Linked DNA regions of Homo sapiens: region 2 is linked to region 1. A link is an interaction called in ENCODE POLR2A ChIA-PET data of the cell type or tissue named here. Cell type or tissue: PC-9. All regions are shown on one strand. Each heading gives the region's core, and the rest is flanking DNA. Links, peaks and the distances in the headings are about the cores only. Region 1 overlaps GNAQ (G protein subunit alpha q). Region 2 overlaps GNAQ (G protein subunit alpha q).

Region 1 (5,381 bases), core at 237-5,236:
GCCCTAAAAACTATTTCCTTATTTTCTTTGATAAATGAAGGTAAAAGGAGTATTAAATCCAGTTTGGGTTTGAAATTACAGACTAAAAGAATAGGTAAATTTGCTTTACTGTCTTCACCCTGAAGTATAGAAAATGAGTCTTCAGTTTTTAGTAACATTGAATGTATCTGCCATTATTCAGGAATCTTGATTCATTAAATCATCAGTCAAAGCAAGCTCAGAGCTGTTTCCCAAACATGGGAGACCCTGCTCAGCTTCTCTAAGCAACTGCATATTTTATTTTATTTTACTTTATTTTATTTTACTTTATTTTATTTTAGAGACAGAGTCTCTCTGTGTCATCCACGCTGGAGTGCAGTGGCGCAAACTTGGCTCACTACAACTTCCACCTCCCAGGTTCAAGAGATTCTCCTGCCTTAGCCTCCAAAGTAACTGGGACCACAGGCACCCGCCACCACGCCCAGCTAATTTTTTTTTTTTTTTTGTATTTCTTTAGTAGAGATGGGGTTTCACTGTGTTGGCCAGGCTGGTCTTGAACCCCTGACCTCATGATCCCCCTGCCTCAGCCTCCCAAAGTGCTGGGATTACTGCCATGAGCCACCGTGCCCGGCTGCGTATTTTATTTTTTTGGATGGCTAACATGCTAAGCTGTATCCATAGCCAGATAGATAAAAGGTTCATGAGCCAGTAGCTTTTCTTTACAGCGTTTTTTTGTTTATTTGTTTGATTGCTTTTATTGTTGTGATTGTACAGCCAAAGATGATATTCAGTTCACAATAAAGTTTATTTTACATCATTTACTCTTTCATTTGTCTTGTAAATACTGTATTGTCAAGTGATAGAAATTTGTCCTACTAACCAAAATATTTCCTGCTAACCAGCCCCCTTTGTTTTAAGCCAATAGAATCCTCTTTTTTAAAAAATTCAAAGCTCATTCCAGGAGTCTGTGGGGCGTTCTTTCTGAACTGTAGCAATTCATAATGCTCCCACTTTCTGGGGAGAAATGGTTGGAACACTAGAGATTAACCACTAAGATGCTTTTTTTTTTTTTTTTAAGAGCATAGCTCTAAATTTAAGAAATCAATTTAATAAAATGTGAAATGTGTAAATATATTTTCTGACAGATTTCTCCAGATTTGTTTAATTTTACAAATTAAAAAATGGCTGTGACCGGGCGTGGTGGCTCACACCTGTAACCCCAGCACCAGAACTTTGGGAGGCTGAGGCTGGTGGATCACCAGAGGTTAAGAGTTCAAGATCAGCCTGGCCAGCATGGTGAAACCCCATCTCTACTAAAAATACAAAAATTAGCCAGGCGTGCCTGTAATTCCAGCTACTCAGGAGGCTGAGGCAGGAGAGTCACTTGAACCCAGGAGGTGGAGGTTGCAGTGAACCGAGATCGTGCCACTGCACTCCAGCCTGGGTGAGAGAGCAAGACTCTTGTCTCAAAAAAAAGGTCCTGCCTTTCTTTTTAAATGCCAGGGAGACTGTATTAGAGCATTTAATAGATCACTGAATTATATTACAATTTTAAACCTTAAGGGGAAGGCTTTTATTTTTATATCAGCATTTATTGAATTTGAATGTAGTTTCAACAAAAGACAAATTTTCATGTTGATAATAACACTTTTTTTTTTTTTGGTCCTTGTTCTTGTTCTTTCTCTTCCTAGTTTTCTCTTTCAATCTCATTAAAAAAAAAAGTTTTAGGGAAATGTAAGTTGTCCAAAATTATGAGTGATTTTTAGTGAATTTGGAAAGAGGCTTTTCTTTCCATCCGTACTGAGACAGTAACCTCAGATTTGGGGCCTGGTATTTCAAACTCTTAAAAGCAAAGGATTGTTTTTGTGGGCTGTAAATGTAGAATGCTGTAGCTACTGGGAAAGTTAAACAGAAATCTAATTTATACTTTTCTCCCTTTCTGAACTCAGTTGCTAAAGCACAGTTAACTCTCAGAGAGTTGTGCTGGACAGGGCCGACCCTGTTGGTATGTGTTTGCTTTTTTCTCCCCTTAACAAATAGAAAGAAAATAGTTCATTAAAACCTACTACCCTCACTTTTCAGCAAAGCTCACTTAGAATTCCAGTTTGTTCTTGGAGTTTTGCTTGCATCCTCATTTTCACCTGGCTGTGTGCCTGGCTGGTCTCAGCCTTCCCCGGCTCCTTGAGCTTGCTGACTTCCTGAGCTTGAGTAGAGTTTAGGCCTCTGTCAGGGTACTCCTGCATGATGAGGCACTGGGAGGTTCCAAAAAAGACCACAACTTTGGGCACATTTCTTCATTGCCCTTACCTCTGGTTTTCTTAGCTACAAAATGAAGGTATGGGACAAATATCTCTAAAACCCATCCGAAACTCTGTTATTACTGTAACAGTAATAGTCCCTGACTTTGGACAGCTTGGTATAGGCCAGGAATCTGTGTAGTCTTATTTAGTCTTTAGAAACCCAGCAGGTGGGTTCCATTATTTTCTCCATTTTACAGATAAAGCTTTGAGAAATGGGTGTATTTCCGCAAGATCACAAAGCTACAAAGGAGAATAGTACTTTCTTTTCAAAATCTCCCTCTCTGAACTCTGACACCTACAAGGGATTGCTGATTCTTGACCAGTTTCTTAACTCACAGTGCCCTTGGGGCATTGACCTCTCCCAGGTAAAATGAGACATTTATAGTTAAGGGAATGCTGATTGAAACTTAGACTATGATGGGGTAGATGGGTGTACTGAGATGCAAACTATGCTTCCCGAGTGAACAGCCACAGCCTGTCCTCCTTAGGAAAGAATGACCTTATTAAGAGCAGCCACCAATGATGACAACAGGTATAGGTGGAGTTTTAGCTTCAGTTTGAGGGGGTGGGGTGGAGAACTTATTCTCCAGGCATCTCTGGCTTTGCAGCTAGGATTCCTAACTCAGATTCCTAACTCCTTATTCACCATTATGGGAAGTCGCACTTTTGTTGCAGCTTGCTTCGTTCATTGTTTTCTTTCATGCTTTAAAATTTTTTCCCGCTTGAAATAAGCCTTCTTTTGGTTTCCTAATAGTCGTTTGCATTTTCTCTTCCTCTGAAATATAGCAGAACAGAGAAGTCAGGCAAAATGGCCAGCAGACTGATTAGAGACAACTGGCACATAGTGGTCCTCAAGGCAGCTGGCTCAGCAGGCAGATTGGATTAGAACAAGCCTTCACACCCCCACAGGGGCTTGCCAGAAGCAAGTGCTGGAGGAGTCACCTACACAGCTTCAGAGAGAATCTTTTTTCCCCTCCCAGTTCCAACCCTGAGAGTGTTTCTGAAGCTATAGAAATGCTAGTAGCTCTGAGCATCTTCTTGGGCTGGCTGTCTCTTTTTGTCAGTTGTTGCATTATTTGCTTCTCACCCAGAGCAGCCACCCATCCTGAGATTTTATCTGCAGTTAGAGAATTCTCCCTCCATTTCTGTTTTGAGGGCATACTTGTTGGTCAAAGACATCCTCTTGTCTTCAGTTAAACCTGTTTTTCTGAAATACCAAAATCTTGAGAAGAATTTGAGAGCCTGTGACAGTGTTAAATAAACTTGGCAGTTTCTACTTCATGAATTATCAAAACTACTTTGGTGGGCAATGAACAGGGAACAGAGACTAGACAGTTTGGATTTGGAGTAAGTGGAGGAAGCAAAGATAGGGTGTGACCACATGGGACAGAGCACATTTTCCTAGAGACCAAAAACTCTGATTGTACCCTGGTCCACAGACTCAGTGCAGAAGCAGGTATATTAAAACCCAAGCCTTATAATAGATACTGGGAATGCCAAAAGCGAGGAGAGTGGGGGCGGGGGCAAGGGTTGAAAAATTACCTATAGGTTCAATGTTCACTAGCTGGGGAATGGATACACTAGAAGCCCAGTCCCCGCCAGTATGCCATATACCCATGTAAAAACATGCACATGTACTGCCTGAGTCTAAAATTAAAACAACAACAACACAGAACCTAAGGTTTGGAAAAAAAAAAAAAAAACTACCCCCTTTTTTCTCTGTCAGAAGTAACCACTGTTCCTCAGCCTACCTAGAAAAGCACTCTACTCTGATTCATAAGTTTCTTTTCTCTAAATCAGGCAATGAGAATGAAGGTACATGAGGTGTCTGGATGTTTTTGATGCTGCTGTAACCATCTGGAGACTCTCATATAGGGCACAGTGTCACTTCCCTGGCCACTGGCAGAGGCTAGGCTAGCTGGGGACACACTGGAGAGAGTCAGGGTAAAGACTTATTTATAGAGAGAAATGGAGAGATGGGACATCAGTTATATTTCAGTTAACTGCTGGAACATGTCCCTACTTAAACTTCCAGCGACTATGTTTTTCCCCGTAACTTAAACAATTTATTTCACTAATCACATCTGTTCTCTTGTAAGATGGTTTCTTGGGTTAGTAAGCTGTGAACTGAAGTGTTTGCATTTTGATTTTAAGAATTTGCTTTTTTTCTCAGAAGGGTGCTAACTCTTTTAGACATGGCTTTGATATATGTGTTTGGTAACAACAATAGACTTATTGGTATGGAAATCATGAGAATAAGTTAAATGCTCAGATAGTTTCCCTCAGAAACAGTAACATATTCCTGTGTATCTCATCTGCACAAAGGCACTTTAAAAATAGTTTATTACAAAAATAATTTAGACAATACAGACAAGTGAAAACGAAAAAAAAAATCCCATCAAGTGTCATTTCCTGATAGGCTTGTGAATACTTCTAAAATAGTATCTTTCTAGTTTTTTTCCTATGCTTTTTTTCTATCTCACCAAAAACTGGATCTCAACACATCATTTTTCATGAACCTCGTGGTGAATACCATTCCATGTCATTTGGCCATCTTCTCTAGCCCTGTGTTAGTGGCTGTGGACTTTCCCATTGTATATCTTTAAACAGCTCGCATAATCAACCCAGGTTGTTGGACATTTAGATTATCTCTGGTTGTTCACCAGTATAAGCAGTGATGCGGTGAAATTCTTGAAAACCTTTTATCTTGCTTGTTTGCAACCTTTAGTTAAATTCTTAGAAGTGTAATTTGCTGGGTCAAAGGTTTTGCCAAACTGCCGTCCAGATGGCTTATTTTTTTAAGCTTCTGGGTTCAATTTGGGTTATTTAAATACAAGATCTGGAACAGTAATTCTCATCTCCCATTTTATTTACCACTTTTCCTATGTTTGGGGAAAGAGAAAAGAACCTCAAATCAACTCATATATCAGCAGGGTCTTCTGGTTTTCATAAAATTATGTATAAAGCTATGGCCATAAACTCATACTGCTGTTTTTTTATTTGTTTGTGTTTGTTTGTTTGAGGGGAAGGGAGTCTTGCTCTGTCTCCCGGGCTGGAGTGCAGTGGCTCGATCTCAGCTCACTGCAACTTCCGCCTTCTGGG
Region 2 (5,381 bases), core at 81-5,080, 77 kb before region 1:
ACTTCATTTCCCAACATAAGCCCCATCACGTTCGAGACACTTTTGTAAGCAATGATACTAGCCATGTAGTCCATTCCTAAAGAATTGAGGGTCCTGATGATTTAACCATGTCAAGGCAGTCTTTTTTACATTATTAACTGTAGAAAAATGGGTGCCTTTTAAATTTTTTTTTAAGATTAGAAAACAAAAATAAGTCAGAAGAAGCCAAATTAGGACCATAAGGTGGATGCCTAATAATTTTCTGTAAAAATTCTCACAGAATTGTCCTTTTTTTGATGAGAGGGAACGAGTAGGAACATTGTTGTGGTGAAGCTTTCCCAGGCATTTTTCTGTTAAAGTTTTGACTAACTTTCTCAAACCACTCTCATAATAAGCAGGTGTTGGTGTTCTTTGGCCCTTCAGAAAGTCAGTGAGCAAAATGCCTTCAGTGTCCCCAAAACCTTTTGTCATGACCTTTGCTCTTGACCCTTCTGCTGCATTTGCTTTGACTTCCACCTCTTCGTAGCCATTGCTTTGATTGTGCTTTTTTTTCAGGATCGTACTGGTAAGGCCATGTTTCATTTCTTGTTATAGTTCTTCAAAGAAATGCTTCAGGCTCTTGATCCTAGTTGTTTAAAATTTCCACGGAAAGCTCCACTCTTGACTGTAGCTGACCTGGGCACCCACTGAGTGAAAAGTTTGCTAAACTTTAATTTTTCAGTCAGAATTATGTAAGTTGAACCAATTGAGATTTCTGTGGTGTCGACTGTTTCTACTGTTAATTGTCAGTGCTTTTCAATTAGGGCAAGATTAATTTTTTCCTCACAAATTGATGTGGATGGTCTGCTGTTGTGGGCCTTATCTTCAGCATCATTTCATCCGTTCTTAAAATGAGCTATCCACTTATAAACTGCTGATTTCTTTGGGGCATTGTCCTCAAAGTGATTTCACCGTTCTTCCACGTGAGTTTCACTATAAATTTGGCATTTGTTCTTACTTCAATTTTAGCAGAATTCGTGTTGTTCTGATAGTGGCGTTTTTCAAACCAGTATCTTCTTATTCTTAGTGCCTCAAACTAGATCCTGTTCAGATATGTTATAACAAGTCTGTATTTTGGTACAAACATTTTTGAAATCCATGCATAGTTTTTTCATAATACACATTTTCCATGCACTGTTTTTTTTTTTTTTTTTTTTTTTGAGACTAAGTTTCACTATTGTTGCCCAGGCTGGAGTGCAATGGCGTGATCTTGGCTCACTGCAACCTCTGCCTCCCGGGTTCAAGCAATTCTCTTGCCTCAGCCTCCCGAGTAGCTGGGATTACAGGTGCCTGCCACCATACCCGGCTAACTTTTTGTATTTTTTATTAGACACGGGGTTTCACCATGTTGGCCAGGCTGGCTTCACACTCCTGACCTCAAGTGATCCGCCCGCCTCGGCCTCCCAAAGTTCTGGGATTACAGGTGTGAGTCTCTGTGCCTGGCCTTCCATGCACTTTTTGAAGACCTCTTGTATATATCCACCATAGTTTTCTTCTAATTAGTGTTAGCATGGTGTATCTTTTCCCCTTCTTTTATTTTTAAACCATTTTTATCTTCATATTGAAAGTGTTTTTTGTAAGCAGTAAATAGTTGTGTCTTTACATGTAAAGTGTCTTTCTCTCTCTGGCTGCTTTTAGGATTTTCTCTCTGTTACTGGTTTTCAGCAGGATGATTATGAACTGCCTCATGTAGTTTTCTTTATGTTTCTACTGCTTGATGTTTGTTGAGGGTCTTAGATCAATAGTGTTATAGTTTTCATTTAATTTGGAAGATTTTCAGATGCTGTTTCTTCAAATATTTTTCCTTTTATATTCCCACCTTTCTCTCTTCTTCTAGTACTCAAATTCCAAGTATATTAGATAACTCGATTTTGTTCCACACTGAGACTGCTCGTTTTTTTCTGTCTTTTTTTCCCTTTGTGCTTCATTTTTGATAATTTCTATTTTTGTGTCATCAGGTTCACATATGTTTTCTTTTCAGTCTCATCTGCTCTTATTTCTATCTGTTGTATTTTTCATTTTAGATACTGTATTTTTAATTGCCAGAAGTTCATTTGGGACTTTAAAAATACATTCCTTTCTCTTTTCTTCATGTTTATGTTTTCCTCTACATTCTTGAGGTGGTGGAACCTAACTAGTACTGCTTTTTAAAAAACATCCTTGTCTTCTGGGTCTAAATTTATTGAGCTTTCTTGGAGTTATGGGTCACCTTTTCCTGTTTCTTTATTTGCCTGATAGTTTTGGGTAAGATGCCAGACATTGTGAATCTTACATTGTTGATTGCTGGATATTTTGGATTCCTTTGAAAAGTGGTGGACTTTGTTCTGTCATGCAGCTGATTTACTTGGGATCACTTCAGTAATTTGTAGTCTTGCTTTTAGGCTTTGTTAGGGTAAGTTTAGAGCAGCCTCTCTTTCATAGTTACTTAAACTTCACTATTACGTTGATACCCTTATGAAAACTCACTGATTCCTTCTTTGTGGTGCAGTGAACCTGTGTGAACCTTGGGAATTGTTCAGACTATGTGTTCCCATGTTTCTTTCTCACCCCACTCACGTGTAGATCATTATTATTGAGCTTCAGGTTCAAGGGCACCCTTCTGCACATCTCAAGAGCTTTCTCTCTGTTCAGCTCTTTCCTTTCCAGCATTCTGTCATGCACATTCTAGGATTCTAAGCCTTTCTCGATTCTGATCTCTGTTTTTCAACCCAGTGAGAGCACTGGGTTCTTTTTGGGATCCTCCTTGCCATGTTGTTGTGTGGAAACTGAAGCCGTGTGGTTATGTGGAGGCAGTCCTAGGATTTACCTTATTTGTATCCCTGTGCTCCTTGTTGTCGTGTGTTAAAACAATTGTATATTTTATTTGACTTCCTGGGCTTTTCCCCCCATTTTATAAGTGAATGAGTATAAATTCAAAGTCTGGTAATATCCATTAGGTTCTAAAAGCATCTACTTTTGTTATTTTAATTTTAAATATAAAAGTGTTACCAGACATTACTTTTAAAGGAAAGAGTAAATGGCTAGAATTTGAACTGTTCTGTTTGTTGGAATCCAAACTATGTGTTTCAAATAATGAAATGTATTAAAGATATGTCATACAGGGAATGATCTCATATATCATTTATGAAATGGTTGCTTGTACAAAATGATTTCCAGGCCTCCTGTGCTCGTTAGTATTTCATTTTAAAGATAGCCATGAAAAATACAGGAAAGGATGTAAACTCTTAAGTTTCTTATTTTTCTGTTTATTCTAGTGTAGTGAATAGATCATTTTTTTTAGGTTAAAGTGATACTTTAGATTCTTTGTGGTTTTAATTTAGCTAGTTTTTCCCATCTTTTGTAAATGATATTTTGTATTGACTATATTTTCTTATTTTCTGTATTATTGATGATCCAGCATTTGGGGCTTTGCTAATCCTAAAGACTCCGCCCTCTCTGGGCTAGCTAATTCCTAGAGTTAACAAGTGACTCCCTGCGGCATGCCTTTCCTGTGCAAACCAATCAGTCCAGAGCACACAGCCACCAACCACCTCCTTTAGCTCTCAGAGATTGAGCCGGGATCTCTCTTCTGTAATATCACTCCAGGGCCAGGGGTAACAGGGCAACTAAGGGCAATCCCTACATACCACAGTCCACTGAAAATATTCAAATTAGCCAATTCTAATTCTGCCTACCTCGCTTTGCCTGTTTCTTTCTGAAAAAACTACAGTAAAGGACCTGACCCATGCCTTCTCCTCACTCCCTCTGCCTCCTGACCCATTCTGGTGTGATGACCAAACAATATCAGTCCTTTTGTCAATTTCTTACTTTCTGAGGTGGCTGGAAGAGAAGGAAATAAAGAGAGCAGAAAAAATGCAATACAAAAATAAAACACAATAAAAGAAAGATGAGCAGGATGATTCCAGTGAGCATAGAATTAAAGCAAGTAGAATTAAAGTTCCCTTACCCTTAATAACAAAACTAAAGCTATACCCATTCTCTTGGTTAAAGAGAATTATATGAATAAAAAAAAAAGAAATGGTGTTGAGTGAAGAGGCAAGGAATCCATTTATCATCCACTGTCATCCTTCTTTCAGAGGATAGAGGTGATATAGCAGGTCCAAATTAGCTTCCACAATTTAGGTTTTACAATCCAAGGGGCTGACGCATGGGTGGAACATGGAGGATTCCTAGAACCATGGTGCCACCTTTTTGGGGGGCCTGAATCTTGACATCCTTAGTTTCCAAAATTCTGCTGTAGAAAAACTGATTGGCATATAGATTTGTAGCAGTCGTTTGGAAAGGAGACTCTTCTGATTTTTTTTATACTTTGAGTATTGGTAAAATATTAAATATTGTGCAAGGTAGGAAGAGAAAAACTCAATGATTTTTAGCAATTATAGAGATAAAAATAATTGAAGGAATAAAACAGTGAGTGAACAAAATATACTGTGCTATAATGTTTTGATAAAAATATTCAAAACGGACTTGTTATTTCCCAAAAAACATACTTTCATGCAGATTGAAATTTGCAAATGATAGTTTAGAAAATTTATCTACAGAATTATTTCTATAAAATCCTGACTTGCAATGGCAGTCTGTTTTTATTTAAAGATTTATTTGTATTTTATGGATATTTAGAATATCACACATTTACTAATAAATTTCACATTATCTGTAAGTATGAAGGATGAACTAAAACATATAAAAATAAAAGTTATATATGAAAACAGATGATTGCAAACTAATGATTCTTTGGATTAAAATACACCAGAAGAAAAGAAAATATTTTATCATAGACTGAAAGTTGGGATATGTAAATGAAGCAAGAGACTTTGGAATGACAGGACAATGTGAGTAGAACAGAAAAACTTTACAAGGTAAATTAATTATTTTAGGGAGAAATGGGTTCTCTTTAATGCGTGAAGAATCACCTGGAAGCTTACTAAATATTGAACTCTGGGGCCCTCTCCTTGCGTGATTCTAATGGAGATGTTTATATACCACACCTTTCAAATGGACCACACCTTTGAAGAACAGTGATATTGAGGCTTATATGCACAATAAAATGCTCATTTCTTTCTTTATCTCCTTTTCAATGAATTGTCTTAGTACTAAGTATTATACTAATAACAGTTTGGGGTACCTCTGAGTTGGGAAAAGGGGAAAATCATGAAAGAATTGAGGAGTTTGCCAAGGGTTGCAAACTGCTAGTTTTGGGGTTGAAATCAGTCTGCAAATGTATTTTGTTTTGCATAGCTGGTGGTACTCCCCAACCCCCATTGCATTTGATTGGCCACAGTCGGTACTGCTCCCTGTTACCCTGTACTGCACCCATGGCTTCATGGATTTGCTTCACCTGCCTGTTTGTTAATGGCATTAAA

The links. Peaks named below come from ENCODE experiments on the same cell type or tissue, not always from the same donor. Only the 100,000 strongest peaks of a DNase experiment are listed, where the experiment ranks them.
Region 2: POLR2A ChIA-PET joins it to region 1 with 9 read pairs; 3 of 35 experiments call an interaction of 5 or more read pairs at or near these places.

Annotation. Positions count from the first base shown.
Region 1 is chr9:77,882,060-77,887,440 of GRCh38, reverse strand. The region is part of intron 2 of GNAQ (G protein subunit alpha q); the gene reads left to right. Among named protein-coding and RNA genes, the nearest start is that of GNAQ, 150 kb to the left of the region's middle. In PC-9, for the core only: no CTCF peak of the experiment used is centred there; a DNase peak (open chromatin) is centred at 2,870; H3K4me3 peaks cover 1,021 bases; H3K27ac peaks cover 3,447 bases.
Region 2 is chr9:77,958,690-77,964,070 of GRCh38, reverse strand. The region is part of intron 1 of GNAQ (G protein subunit alpha q); the gene reads left to right. Among named protein-coding and RNA genes, the nearest start is that of GNAQ, 70 kb to the left of the region's middle. In PC-9, for the core only: no CTCF peak of the experiment used is centred there; no DNase peak of the experiment used is centred there.